Linked DNA regions of Homo sapiens: region 2 is linked to region 1. The links are chromatin contacts, found by Hi-C or POLR2A ChIA-PET in ENCODE. All regions are on one chromosome and are shown on one strand. The core of a region is the stretch at or near the end of the contact, and the rest is flanking DNA. Distances in the headings are between cores, read along the strand shown.

Region 1 (7,350 bases), core at 3,778-6,277:
CCAGCCTGGCCAACATGGTGAAACCCCTATCTCTACTAAAAATACAAAAATTAGCTGGGCGTATTGGCATGTGCCTGTAGTCCCAGCTATTTGGAAGGCTGAGACAGGAGAATCATTTGAAGGCAGAGGTTGCAGTGAGCTGAGATTGTGCCACTGCACTCCAGCATGCCTGGGCAACAGAGCAAGACTCTGTCTAAAAAAAAAAAAAAAAAGAAAAAGAAAAGAAATAAAGAAACAAAAAAGAAATCCCCAAATATGAAGACCTACTGCTTAAGAAAATAAATAATGCTTCCCCAAAAGTGTTGCTTTACAGAAGCCATAGAAAACCTCACCACAGAGCAGGGGATCCTAGCAGCAGGTCCTACTTCAAACAGACACAATTGTAACATAGCACTGAATCCCAGACCAGGATCTGGGGCAGGGAAGAGGAGTAAGGTGGTTCATAAGTATTCTGGCCTTCTCATAAAATAGCTATATTATAGTATAGGGCCAGCCATTGGGTAGAAGAATTACAGGGGAAGATCAAAATTCATATGACTAAAATTATCAAACTGCTCCAATTTCTGGATTATATTTGAAGTACAGTATAAGTCTTACCAATTGATTGCTGAGATATTAATTACACATCACTTTTAGCCATATTTTTAAGACTATATAAAGACACAGAAACCAAAACCTTACTAATAACACTACTAGGTGAAAACACCTCATGTAACTTTAAAAAAAAAAAAGTATCGAATAATGTTGAATTCAAGTTTGCTCATTTGCTCACTGTAAGGAATCAAATCTAGTGATTGGCATATTGCACATGTGGAGTAGTTATATGTCTTTCAATTCATAAATCAGAAATTGGAAATCTGAAAAGATGTTGTAATGAGGGAGGGTCTTACATAATAAAGGTCATTATAACTCCTGGCTCTGGAGCTATACGATCTAATATCCTCTCTGGTGGATCATGATATGCCCATGCATTACAGTTCTTGTTGACAGTCTGTTGCCTTGGAAATATTTCATTATTTCAGTTTTTCCATTTGTAGACCCTTGGCCTTGTGATATGAAGGCCATCCTATTTCATATTTTCGATTATCATTTAAGCAATCTTGTGGAGCTATTTATATATATAAGCAAGTGTTAGACAATGCATATAATCATTTATCACCCCTATTTAAGCTTATACTGTAGATAGAAATACCTCCAAAAACCAGTCTCCACCACCTTTACTTTTTAAACCAAAAGCCTTGTGCTACTGGGATACGCTTTGCAAATCAGCATGGGCATATCACATGCTTGACACTTCTCTCTGTCTAATTTTTTTGGTTATACATCCACATAGTAGAAAAACTTTGTGGTAGTGCTATATAATTTGCAGTCTATTGGCGTTTAAAGAAAATCAAACAAGTTTATGTACACAAGGTTTTCAACTTGTTCTTTCAGGCTCTAAAGAGACACTTTCTGTATATGTAATTCAGAGAAATGTAAGGAGCACTAAATAGTAACCAAAGACATTATCAAGAACGAGCTTATTTTTCTGAAATTTACATTATAAACATTACTATAAGGAAATGACTTTGGTACTGTATTACTATACACAGGTTAGACATTTCATAAATAAATGAGACAATTCAAAAGATATATTTTTCTCTGTAAGTTTCAGATTACTAATATATTTGAAAAGCAGTAAAGAATAAACTGTCCATAAATGCCTCTGTGAAATCAATGATTTTGAAAACATTTTTTTAAATAAATAGGAGGATACCATTTAAAACATATCCACAGAAAGTCATCTTTTATAAACATATTTGTGTTCAACTGCTACAAGGAAATACTTGTTAACCAACAAGTTCTAGGCACAATGTGCAAATAAAGGTGGAATTACTCACTTACTTGAAGCAAGTATGAAAAACAGCCCCCTCCTAAACAAATCATCTGATTTCCCATTTCTCATTACAAAGCCAAATCAACTTACATGTGTAATGTTTACACTTAAAGTGTTAAGAGCATTTAAAACCCTGACAACAAAGTGAACCCTTGGGGCATAAAACAACTGTTTGGATAAGGGACCAAGTTTGCGGTTGTTGCCTTTTGAAAGGTTTAGTTTATAACTCCTTCCTTCCTATCTTCCACAGTGCTCCTGCCCCCACCCCGCTGTTATTACTCCTCCTTCTCCATACAGGTTAAACCTTCTCAGATCCAACCTTTAAAATGACAGCATCCAAGCTGAACAAGAAGATGCTATTAAAGGGCATTAAATTAAATACAGTATATCCTCCTACAACTTCAATCAGAATTTCAGACCAAGTGTTATTTAGTTCAGCTCTCAAGTGGAGCAGAATAACAAATCGCACACTTTGATTTACCTTCTTCGAATGCCAAATGGAGACAGGTGATAAAGAACGCACTCATGCACAGGCTATGAAGTTTCCCCTAGAAATTAATTCTATCTCCGAGATTCTTATCTCAGAGAAATTCCTAAAATGGCACACGAATAGGCCTTTGCTAGAGAGATTACTGGGGCCATCCCAGTAAACATATTTATTAACAACAGAACTGGGAAGAAGGAAGGAAGGAAGGAAGGAAGGAAGGAAGGAAGGAAGGAGGGAGGGAGGGAGGGAGGGAGGGAGGGAGGGAGGAGGGGAGGGGAAGGAGGGAGGAGGGGAAAGGAGGGAGGAGGGGAAGGGAGGGAGGGAGGAGGGAAGGGGAGGGGAGGGGAGGGGGAAGAAAACCAATTATAAACCTCAGATTTCAAAAAGTATTCATCTTCATGTTAGATAAAAAATAATTTTTAAAATCCTTGCACAATGCTCTGAGAAATTATTTTTTCTACTACAAGAGTAAAGTGTGAATTCTTCATGAAACACTGATACTTCTTAAGAAGTAAATACTCATTTTAGCTGTATGAGTTGTCAGATTTTCTACAGTTTGGGAGCAATAGTTAATGCTATACACATTTAACATCTTTAAAAACTGGATTATGTATGATTTACTCTCTGATATATGATGTTTACAGAATCATCTAGAGTTCAGAATTAGTCAATTATGTATCTACTTAACAAAAGTATTTCCTTAATCCTGACAATTGTGCCTTCCCTATCGTATGAAAGAAATAAGCAACAGTACAATAGAAGCCTTTTAAATGAATGGATGTCTGAATATCCCCTTATCGTCTTCTGATGTAAGCTATAGGTTAAATATTATGTTGCATCAAAAATAAAACTATGTTATAATAATTAAATCTTGCAACTAAGCACATCCTTTGTCTTCTTTTCAAGTTCACTTAAGCCTGTGAGGAAAATCAACGCGCCTGCTGCGGGTGGGGGTGCATATATCTTACTGTATTTGTTTTCCTCATGAATCAGTGGGTGACGTTTCATACTTCCTACTGCGCCTTTCCTCTTCGGAGACAGAAAGAGATATCCACTTTGCTCAAACCAATATGCTATATGCAATTAATGTCATTAACGTTGCCAATTAATAGTAAATAGGATTCCAAAGAAAGTAGGCTGGGTGGACAGCAGGAGGGAAAACCACGTTGGTGGTGATGGGGAGGGGGTGCTGAGTTACTCTGAAAATCTATCAATGCTACTCACGTAGAACAGTTACGGGTATTTTGAACACAAACTCCCTTTCCCTGTGGCTGTACTAGTTTAACTAACTTCAAATAGACATGCTCGACTGAGCCCCTTGCTTGGATATGCAATTCTCACCAGGAACTTTTTAAAACACAGATCCCCAAACAGTAACTAACGGGGCATAGATGCTCCAACTGCTGACACATTTTGGATCTCGCTGTTTGTTTGCTTATTTGGATTTGAGGGTTTTCTTCTTTATTTTTCTTTTTCCTTTGGGAGGGGTATGGAGAGGAGGGGAAGATGAGAGCGGAGGGCAGAGCGGGAGACCCACAAGTTGCCGAGCGGAGGGCGCAGCCCGGGAGGCAGGGAGGCGGCGGCCGCGCTCCTCTGGGCTCGGCCCGGCCTAGCTGCTCGCGCGGAGACGGAGCCGGCCCCTCCGCGACACATTCCGGGCCTGGCGCGAGCTCCGCGCTCCCCGCCCCCGGCCTCCTCCTCCTGCTCCTCGCCTCCTCCCCCTGCTCGCCGCCTTCCCTCCCCCTCCCCAGCCTCATTCCCTTCCTCGAGAGCAGCTGCTAGGGGACCTGCGGCGGCCCCGGGGATCCCCGGCCCCCCACCCTCGCTGCTGCTCCCGTCACACGGCAGCGCCTTCGCATCTGTTTGTTTCTTTTTCTTTTTCTCTTTTCTGTTTCTTTCTTCTTTTTTTTTTTTTTTTTGTCAGTGAGTCACTCTATTCGCCGAGCCGAGGAGGTGCGACTGCTCAGAGAGCCCGGCCGCCGCCAGAGCCTCTCGCTGCCGCAGCCGCCGCGGGGACAATGCGCGGGGCCCCGGGCGAGCGCTGCGCCCAGACGAGGTCCCCGCGGGCTCGCGGCCCAGGAGGCGGGCGGGCTGCGGAGAGGGGCCCTCGGCGGCGGAGGCGGCGGCGGCGGGAGCAGCGGCCCGGCGGCAGGTTCAATAAACAGAAAAGTGTTACCGTTCTCGCCTGGAAGGATCCTGCTGAAAGCTGGGCTTGGTGGGCGCCATCTTCCTGCTATTTTTTTTCCTCTCTTACTTTTTGCCTCTCTCCCCCCTCCCGGGTGGGGGGCGTGGGCGGGCGGGGGTGTGCGTGTGCGTGGGGTGGCGGGAGAGTGCGGCCGTGCGCGGCGCTCTGGGCTGCCCGGCGGGCGGTGGCCGGGGCCGGGGCCGTGGCCGTGGCCGTGGCGGCGGCGGCGGCGGCGGCGGCGGCCGTGCTGCTGAGGTGGGGAGGCTACGGAAAAGTAGTGGGGCCGGAGCCTCGCGGGCGGCCGGCCGTCCCCTCGCGCCGCCGGTGCTCCCAGCCGTGGGTCGCCGCTTCCGCCGCCGCCTGCGCCTTCTCCTCCCGCTGCTCGCCCGGCGCCGCCGCCGTCCATGCGCCGCAGAGCGCCCGCGGCCCGGGCCGCCCCGGCTCCCGAGGCATGCCCGGCGCGGAGACAGGCGACCGGCGGCGGCGGCGGAGGAGGAGGAGGGGGAGGCGGCGGCGGCGGCGGGGGGAGGCGGCCGCGCGGTCCCGCGGGCAGCCCGGCCCAGGGCCCCGCCGCCTCCGGGTTCTCACCCCCGCGCCGCCACCCGCCCCCGCCCCCGTCCCCCGTCACCCCTTTCTACCACCCGGAGCAGCCCGGTGGCAGGTGGGGCGCACACCCTCCCTGCGGGGGGCGCGGGGTCTAGGCCGGGAGGAGCGGGAAGGGGGAGGACACGCGGGGGGTTCCAGCTTGACCGCTGTGAAAGTATTTCTGGGCATTTTCCAGCTGCTTTGCTCCAGAGCGCTCTCTCGTACGCAGACACACACCTCCCCCCCCTTCTCTCTCTCTCTCTCTCTCTCTCTCTCTCTCTCTCTCAATTTCTCTCTCTCTCTCTCTCTCTCTCTTTCTCGTTGGGGGACTGGGAGGCTCGGCTGCCGGCGCAACAACGCCACTCAGTTGCAGTTTCAAACACTTCCCTTCTCTGGAGTATTGCAGCCAGGAGGAAAGAAAGAAACAGAAAAAGGAACTGGGAGGCCACAGGAGCGAGCTGGGGCAGGACACAGTCCCGGGAGCTCCTTGGGGGCAGCGGAAATCAATACGGATGGGGGGTGCGCTGGCCCAAGCAGATGGGCCCAAGAGCCCCGTGGGCGGTGCAGCAGCAGCACAAGCACCTTGTGGCTCTGGCGCTCTCAGCAGCGTTCCCAAAGCCGGAGCATCTGCATCAGTCACGGACGTACAGGAGTGCAGACCCCAGGGTTCACAGGTGAATCCCCGCGCGTTTAAACTCACATACAGAAGCCCCTCCCGACTCGGGTCCCGGGACTTGGGACCGGACTGCCACCCTCTGGGATCTAGCCCAGCCGCACCCCGGTTTGACAGTTCAGCAAGGCCTAGAGAAAGGCTGGCTACTCAGTGCAGGGCCCGGGCTAGAATCCTGTTACCTGGGTAGACCCTGGTCAGAGCGTTTTCTCCACTAAACCAATCAGAAGCGTGTGGACAGCTTTTTACGCAGAGACTTGGGTCAGTCATGTGTCAACCAGGCAAGTAGAAAGGACTCCCAAAGCATTTCCACTTTGAATGAATGAAAGCGCCTGATGGAAAACATCAGTCCTGTGTGAGGTTCTGCATTTGACTTTAAGCTTAAGAAAAAAATAAAGACCTGAAAAGGGGTCCTCCATTCGGTCTCTACGACTCCAGTAAAGTAGGGCTGGGAGTTGGAAACTTCCAAAGGAACACATAAATGTTTTTCGTGGTAGAGGTGTTTAATCTGCATGATGGTGTTTAAGTTCTCTTTGGAGTACACTCTACAGGTAGGAGAGAATGAGAAATGAACTGGAGTGGAGAGTGTTATGGACAAGATATACATGGGCTGGCAGAGAAGGGAAAAAGTTGCCAGTTCAAAGTTTTGGCTCCAGGACACCCAGTCTAGGGGGTTTCTGCCCGAAGATGACAAATGAGAGAAGCTTGTAGTCTCCCAAGAGGCCACTCTTTGCTTGAAAAACCCCCCACTCCTGTCACTCCCGCGGCGGACTCCTCAAAAGTACTTAAAAATAATTTTTTGGTAAAATGATATGTCACCATTCACTTAACAAACAAATCCAGATGGAAACAAATCCAAGCGGAAACTAAGTCTGTCCTTCAGAACCCCACAATCCTGTTGAGGTGCCAGAGGACAGGGGACTCCTGACTCAGACCCTACCTCCAACACCTGCCAATGACCTTGACCTACACGGCTCACTCTCTGCCCCCCTCCCCCTATTTTGACTAAAAGACAGTAACAGGTGTCATCATGTCTTAGTAACAAAATCAAAGAAGGCTACATTTTTCACAGCTATCATCTTCTCTTCTGCCAATATAACATAAAAATCGAAGGAGGGAATAATACACCCCAAAGGCTAAAGTTTAGAGATGCTAGAAAAAAAAAAAAAAAAGCCTTAGTCTTTAGAACTGCAGTGGGATTCAGAGACTTCATAAGGTGCCCAAATTCAAAGTTGAAAGTGGAAAGCACCAGTGCAGCTCTCAGTGCTGAGGTGGCAGACTGTAGGGGACTGCCCCTGGTGCTCCTGCCTTGAGGGAAAATTCTCTCTGAGGTGATCTTTATGGTAAAGGATAACAACACTCAGAGCAAACCTGATGGCAGAAAATTCCTAATCCCCCACCCTTTTATGCCCAATTTATATGGTATAAGTTAGCTCAAGTTCCCGGAGGTCCCTGAAATCTTCCAAAGGCCATCTGACATTTCTGACCCTTGACTCCCTACTTCACAGACCATACTATTGTGACCATTGCCTGCACTTCCTAGTTAA
Region 2 (6,938 bases), core at 1,121-3,620, 630 kb before region 1:
TCAAAAGCAAGGAAGCACGTCTTGTTCACTCAGAATTAATGTTGTGGATGAAAGAAGGAGGTAAAAGGGGTTGAATATGGTGAACTGAGGGTGTCAGAGGCAGTGGGGACTGAAGCTTCAGGGTGCCACACCAGGCAGGGTATTTGCTGCTTTCAAGAAGTGGCTAATCAAGAATTGTAATTATCAACGACAAGCTGTGTGGCAGGAAGATTACTGATCAACAGACATACACATCCACACATCCATACATATCAACAGAAAAATTCTAGGCGTAAAAAAATTGTCGATTATTACCCTGTGGAAGAAAAATACTTTCCAAACACCAACGGTCCTGAAGAAGCCCTGTGGATTCTATCAAATCTCTGCAAAGAGGCTGCCACTGGGATTCAAAGCCAAATAGCACAGGTGACATGTTTTCTGGGCCTTATGTCATTGTTACATAATTTTAAGGTTATAAGAGAAATACCTTAAATCACTGGATTGCAAGAGAATAATATTGTTAGATACTGACATGTATGACTTAAGACAGTTTCAGAAGGGTTCTATGTAAAGATGACAGGGGAGGGAGGAAAATAAAACACCCTGCAACTACAGAGAAGAAAGAAACTGGTAAGGTTTTTCCACTCTGCTCAAGGTGGCGATGCATTATAGGAGAACATTAGGGATTTTTTCTACTCTTTCTGATGAAAAGATCCCTGCCAATATAGATGATCACCTAAGAACTATGAACTAAAAGGCATTAGGAGCTTCAACAAAGATACAGAGCACAGAGCTGTATTCTTCTGCCTGGCTCGTTCATAATTATGGATGAAATAAAGAGGCGTGTTTGCCTATTTGGAAGGGTGGGGTGGAAGGAAAAGGGGGGAAGAACGAGCAGTTCAATATCTGGATCGAACAGAGGAACTTTTTCCCCCAAGGATCCTGCCGGGAGGAACCTTGACATGCACAAAGTCAGAACGTAGACAAAGTTGCCCTGGTGAGAACGATAAGGTCACCCGTGGGATTGCTGAGATTATCTCTGTCAAGCACTCGGACAGCATGCAGTCAAATGATGCATCATGCAGTCATTTTCGGGGGGGAAAAATCAATTTCTTCACCAGGTCGCTATTTGCTTTTCAAAGTGCCCTTGTAGGCCTTCACCACCAAGCATTTATCAATTTAAATGTTGTAAATTGATAATGTGCCACTGTGCCTTGTACTGTTTCTGAATTATTTTGATACTTATATTTTCTCAATAGTCTCCAAACCCTCAGAGCTTCCACATTCAAAAGGGCATTTTTCTTTGTTACACCCAGAAGTGATGAACTTTTCATGATTAGTGTACAGGAGACAAATGTAGACTTGCTGGTTGGGGTGGCAGGGGGGTGGTCACAAGCTGCAGAAAATTATATATTTTTCTGCTTTTTTTTAAAAAAATTAAGGTATGTCTACTTGAAACGTTTTGAAAAGGGGGGCCATAAAGCAGTATTTGCATTCATTTATTAAAAGAACTCCAGTTATCCTAGCATTGAATACATTTAGAACACCAACTGCAAAAATGCTAACACTTGGCTCCATCATTGTAATCCCTCTGCTGTGTTGAAATAATACCTTTTTTGTCTTTATATTCCAGCTCTTTAGGATGTCATGATGCCAAACAAGAATAATAACTTACAAGGAAAGCTAATGTCTTCTTTTTTTTTTCAACCCCACTAAAGAAATATATATATCTTCTACAAGCAGGGAAGTAAGAGTATTAGCCACATACTAACCTCAACTTGATTTGCATTGAAAAACACAGAATGGAAGAGTGAGCCTTGCACTTTGGAAAAGCAAAAGAAAGACATGGCGGTTGCAAAGCATCTTTAACCTCCAGTGATTTATTGGCCCTCGGCCAAGTTATCAGGGGAATCTAATTCTTCTTTATTATTCAAATAAACCACATTTGGCACCATGGTTCCCTTTCAGAATAGCTTCACAAATAGACTGAGCTCTGTCATTTATTTGACCTTGTACTTGTGTGCTGTAGCTGTAATTTTATTTGCCATTTTATATAACAAATGCAGAGAAATCTAAAATATGGAGATGAACAACAGGATAAGGAAAGGAGTTTATGGCAAATATATCTGCATGGCTTAAAAAAAATACCAAATTTAAAACAACCACTTACCCCCTTTCACCTTCACCTCTATTAACTCTTATTATAATCTGCAGCCACCCTGCCCTTTTCAGCAAGCTGCCTTGAATCAAGCCAATTTGTAACCTTGTCTGCAGCTACCTTCTGGCTGGCTTACAATAGTCAGGAAATACCTTATATAAGGGTGAGGACTTGGTGAGAAAAAGGGAAGTGACTCATTATGTGCAGGAGGGGACTGGAGGCAGTGGGGGGTGATTAGAACACATTTCAAGAGAGGTTTTAGCTGGCACGTAGGGTATTTTCTAATGGTATCACCCCATACAAATGTGTAAATTTCCTGGCTTGCTCTAGATCTCATTTTTGTTGTAAACAGGACCCTATATTAACTTGAATGCACTTTGCTGGGATAGGTGTGCATCAGAATTATCCTGTCTCACCTCACTTTCCAGAAAAAATGTTTTCAGAGGATGTGAGTCCAATTGTATTCTCTGGTTAACTGAGTCTCTCATGTCCTCTGCCTCTGGCAACGATAATGTGAATTTCTCATGAGGGCTTAGAAGAAAATGCAGGATGTGAGTATGGGTGAAGGAAAGCCAGTTTGAAACCCTGTAAACCACCAAACTAGCCAATGCTATTGTGAGGCCTGGATGCGGGAACAGAACATCGCTCTCCGATGGTCTTCCGCACAGCTATGGCTGGCGGGGAATGGGCTTCTGCCTGCTTATGAGATTTGTAATTTGGGTCTTTGTGTTTGCTGTGTAGATCACGACAGCCTTGCTGTGAATATGGACTCCAGTGGAAGCAAATCAATGTCATAATCTACAGGTTAGCTCTTCCAAAATCCTACGTGAGATTTTCAGATTTCAGTCCCAGAAAAACTTTGCCTTCCTTAAGAAACAATGGTTTTTCATTTTTGATGGTTTACTGGATTTCCCTTTTTGCTTTGGTTACCATGAAGCTCATGGTTACATCTGAAACTTTAATAAAGACCATTTATAATAAATGGTCTTTTTATGAGCCTCTTTGTTGTGTTTTCCTACTATGTGGTAACAGTTTACCTACTTTTGCTTATCTCCTTTTCCTTATTCCCTAGTTCTATTTTGACATTATTTTTATCATATGTGTTTATGTAAGCTATTTGAAATCCTTTGTGGAAAGAGGAGAGTATAAGCCAACAAATAAATATTTCTCTAAGCTTTAAATCCTGTATCAACTAGAAATACTTTTTATTTATCATGTAAAGTCTCTTTTGGATTCTTTGGCGATTAAGCCCCTTACATTTTGGAAGAGATTTCATAAACGCTGGCTATATATCATTGCTACATTTTCAGTGTTAGGGAACCCATTCTGTTTTCTTAATTCATTTTCACTTCTGCCTGTTCCATTATAGCTAGAAAGCAGAGCTGTCATGAACAGCTCTGAATGCCATCATCAGGTATAACAAGTTATTCAGTCTCTATGCAAGCCAAACTCAGCATCAGTATGTGGGAATCTTCCTTTAAGATAAGGCCTCTTGGTGAGTAACTGGGCATCATTTTTACACAGGAAAGCAAGTCAACAGTGCATACTTCTATAACCTGAAACCAGTTCTTGGATGTTGTTAGGTTAAATATATACATCTCTCCTCTCTCTCTCTCTCTCTCTCTCTCTCTGTGTGTGTGTGTGTGTGTGTATGTATGTGTATCTGGCAAAGTCAAGAGGACTGTTGAGGAGCTTCAGAAATCATCATCATTCACTCATTCCCATAATTACAACAAGATGAGAATACTTTAAAGAGAATACCTGGCATGCACATGCCCTGGACACCAGGAGCTGTCCCACCCAAGGGAGAGTCAAAGAGAAAATCCGCTCTGGCTGTCTCTATCCCCATGCTACACAACAGAGCTCAGTAGAAGTTTCCCTATCTTGTTTTCTTGTGAGCCAAAAAAGAATCCTAATTCTATCCTGAGCATAAGCTGTTTTAAAGCCACCACATTTATGTACACATTGAAAGAAAATAAAACTGAGGAAGGGATATCTTGAGAGTTAGCAATACAGACATAGCTATGCTCTGTAACAAACTGACATGCTCACAGTCCTCCTGAACAATTTCACTGGACAAGTCTTTGATGACAGAGTTACACATTGTCTTTATTTAACAAAACTATTTGGAAAGGAAAGGAGGGTCCATAACTTTACAGATTCCTTATCACTGTCTAGAATTTGATAGAATAACCACTTAGCCAAAGTTGTAGCATACAAGCAGAGCATTTGGTTTGCATTTGATTAAGGGTGTGTGTGTGTGTGTGTGCTCATAAAAGAACAAATGCTTAATTTACTTAGAGTATATTTACTTTGTATATCACCCCACAACCCCTAAAACTGAAAAAGGGCATTGATGAAACTTGGAAAGAGTTGTATCTTGGGGACCTCTATTTCTCTATTAGGACTCAAACTGGGTTGAAAACTCTTTTCCAGAGTTTTAGCATAGATTTTTTGTTTTTCCCTCATGCTTTGGGCTTTTAAAAATATATCATGTTCTTATCAGATTCTTTTCATATTAATGCAGAACTATACTTAAGCTTTAGTTTTGAACTCTAAATACATAAACTGGTATACGCAAAAATCACTTTTAAATACATAAATTGGTATATGCAAAAATCACTTTCTACTGATTGACCCCTCATCAATTCAGTTGTATAGTGCTGCCAAATGAAGGCCCATGTCTCCTATCTCATAGCCTCTACCTGCATATTTGACAGTTTCTGCCAACACTGAACACATCCACCACAGGAGAAGAAGGCAATGGCACATTTTGGCCAGGGTCTGCCCCTGGATAAGTCAAGATGCCGACTACTGGTACGTGCTTTAAAACCCATTATATATAAAAGCAAGGACTGACTGCACAAAAATTGCCAGATACTGTACCATGTCTACACAGTTGCTTTATTTCACAGAAGCGTCAATTATTTGTCTCAGATTTTACTTAATGATACAGTAGAAAAGCAGCTAAATAAAATACTTTTAAGGAGAAACCAGCATAGGGTTAAAGCCAAATTTTTCTTGAACAGATGATATTTCAGATGGCCGCACTATTCCAGATGCATCAATTTCCTTGAAAATCCGATCCATATATGTGCATATGCTGTGCTGGCAGGAGGACTGACTGAAATGGCCAAAACCCAAGAGCTAATATTCTTTTGGCCAGAATAATGCAATTATTATTTTCCTAGCTATCAGTCTAAGCATACAGAGCCATCTGTTATGCAAAGCAAACATACACATCTCAATTACAGAAAATGCAGTTGCCTTGACAGAATTTGGATTACACCACTAAGCAGGGCTGTAAAATGTGTTTTGAGCTAGTATATAATGGATGCTTTTCAGGAGTTCCCTAATTAGCATTTACCTGCTTAAACTAATTATTCACCCTTCTTCTTTACTGGCTTATTAAACTTTGCTGGATACCCTGCATGAAACATGAATATGTGCATTGCAGAACAACAAACAGTGGTGTTTCCAGTTCTGTATGGTAATAACAACATCGCGACATGGTGGCTCACCGATTTCAAAATTGAAGATTCTCAATACTAGGTCCCAGACAGATTAAGACAAGGCTTAAAGTCTGTTAAAGGCTATTACAAAACCAGATCTTTCAATAAGATACAAGAATAGTAATACCGAGTTAACAAAAGCTCGGTTTCTATCATTTGGTTTGCTAAAGTCCACATAAAATAGAATTACTCCACACACTATAGCTGAGAGCTTGCATGTTCTTCAAAAGGCATTAACAGACCAGACCCTTGTTTGGATTCTCAACAGTAAATAATCAAATTTGGCAGTGTTTCTCCTCCTTCCCCAAGCCTCCTTACATGCCAAATCTCTCTCTCTATTATTTTCCAATGTCTTTCTTGATTTAGCTATTACCCAGCAAACTCACTCACAGCCAAAAGAGTCCAGCCTTGCTGGATGTCTCCTTAGAGCTGTGCCAACTTTCAGAAGCAACGAGTCTGGGGTAGGTCCTGCTTTAAAGGAGAGAGACAAATCTTATCTCTATCTCTAGCTTCAAGGGGCAACTGAACGAGCGGTAGATTATCCAACTTGGCAGATTATCACACACACACAAAATCCCTCCCACTGAGGCAGTGTTTTCCTCATGCCAAACTACCAGATGAAAGGGGTCAAACTCAGCCAATCACCTGTATGGGCGCAAATACCCAGATGTTCAGCATTTTTATGGAGAAAACATCTGGATAATTAGCTGAAGTGCAAACCTTGCTTCAGGATATTTTGGCATTCACCAGATGCAGCCCGTGTCTTGGCATTCACTGGAACTTAAATTTTTGTGTTCCAGGGGAATATCGAGAAGTAACATCCAGGATTTTTGTCCCTGGCCCATCAGCCTCCATTTTCTTTTCTTTTCCCCTCCGAAAAACACATGTGAGTAATTAAATGGCAAATAATGAAAAGCTGTCTTATTTTATGAAATCATCTTTCAGCATTAGGAAGCATTTGCAAAGGCAGCAAAATATATCCTTGCTGGAACCCTCCCTGCAACGCATTTTAATGGTCTCTTTCGGCATTTCTTGACTCCAAATGACTCCTGCCATTGTGTCAGCTCCCAGGATAATGCAGGGTACTCCATAAACATCCAGTAATAGGACACAAGGGAAGCACTATTAGTGTGTCCCTCTCCTACTGGGCACAGAGGTTTCAAAGTTCAAAACAACCAAGGGAAGAAACTTCATTTGTTCTCGATAAATTAATAATGATCCTTGGGGGGTGGGGAGCGGAACTAAAGTTTTTGAGCACAAGTTTATTCTGAATGTTCAACACTGACACA

Evidence for each region. A loop is a pair of places that touch in the nucleus more often than their neighbours do. ChIA-PET counts read pairs that join two places held with the same protein, here RNA polymerase II (POLR2A).
Region 2: a loop to region 1 is called in a map of endothelial cell of umbilical vein, with 2.7 times the contacts of the local background. The contact joins the enhancer-like site here to the promoter of NPAS3 in region 1. A Hi-C loop is called at or near these places in 1 of 168 maps with a recorded cell type or tissue (endothelial cell of umbilical vein). POLR2A ChIA-PET finds 5 or more read pairs at or near these places in 1 of 52 experiments (SK-N-SH).

The regions. Positions count from the first base shown.
Region 1 is chr14:32,936,556-32,943,905 of GRCh38, reverse strand. It overlaps NPAS3 (neuronal PAS domain protein 3), which reads right to left and starts at 5,027. Exons shown (of 12, transcript NM_001164749.2): 1 at 4,540-5,027. The coding sequence starts at 4,589.
Region 2 is chr14:33,560,368-33,567,305 of GRCh38, reverse strand. All of the region lies in intron 5 of NPAS3 (neuronal PAS domain protein 3), which reads right to left. Among named protein-coding and RNA genes, the nearest start is that of SNORA89, 150 kb to the left of the region's middle. RefSeq lists an enhancer at 2,241-2,770. Within about 2 kb of position 2,370, at least 2 of the 41 ENCODE cell types and tissues checked have a DNase peak (open chromatin) inside an H3K27ac peak, as active enhancers do; they include endothelial cell of umbilical vein, where a contact is called at or near this core.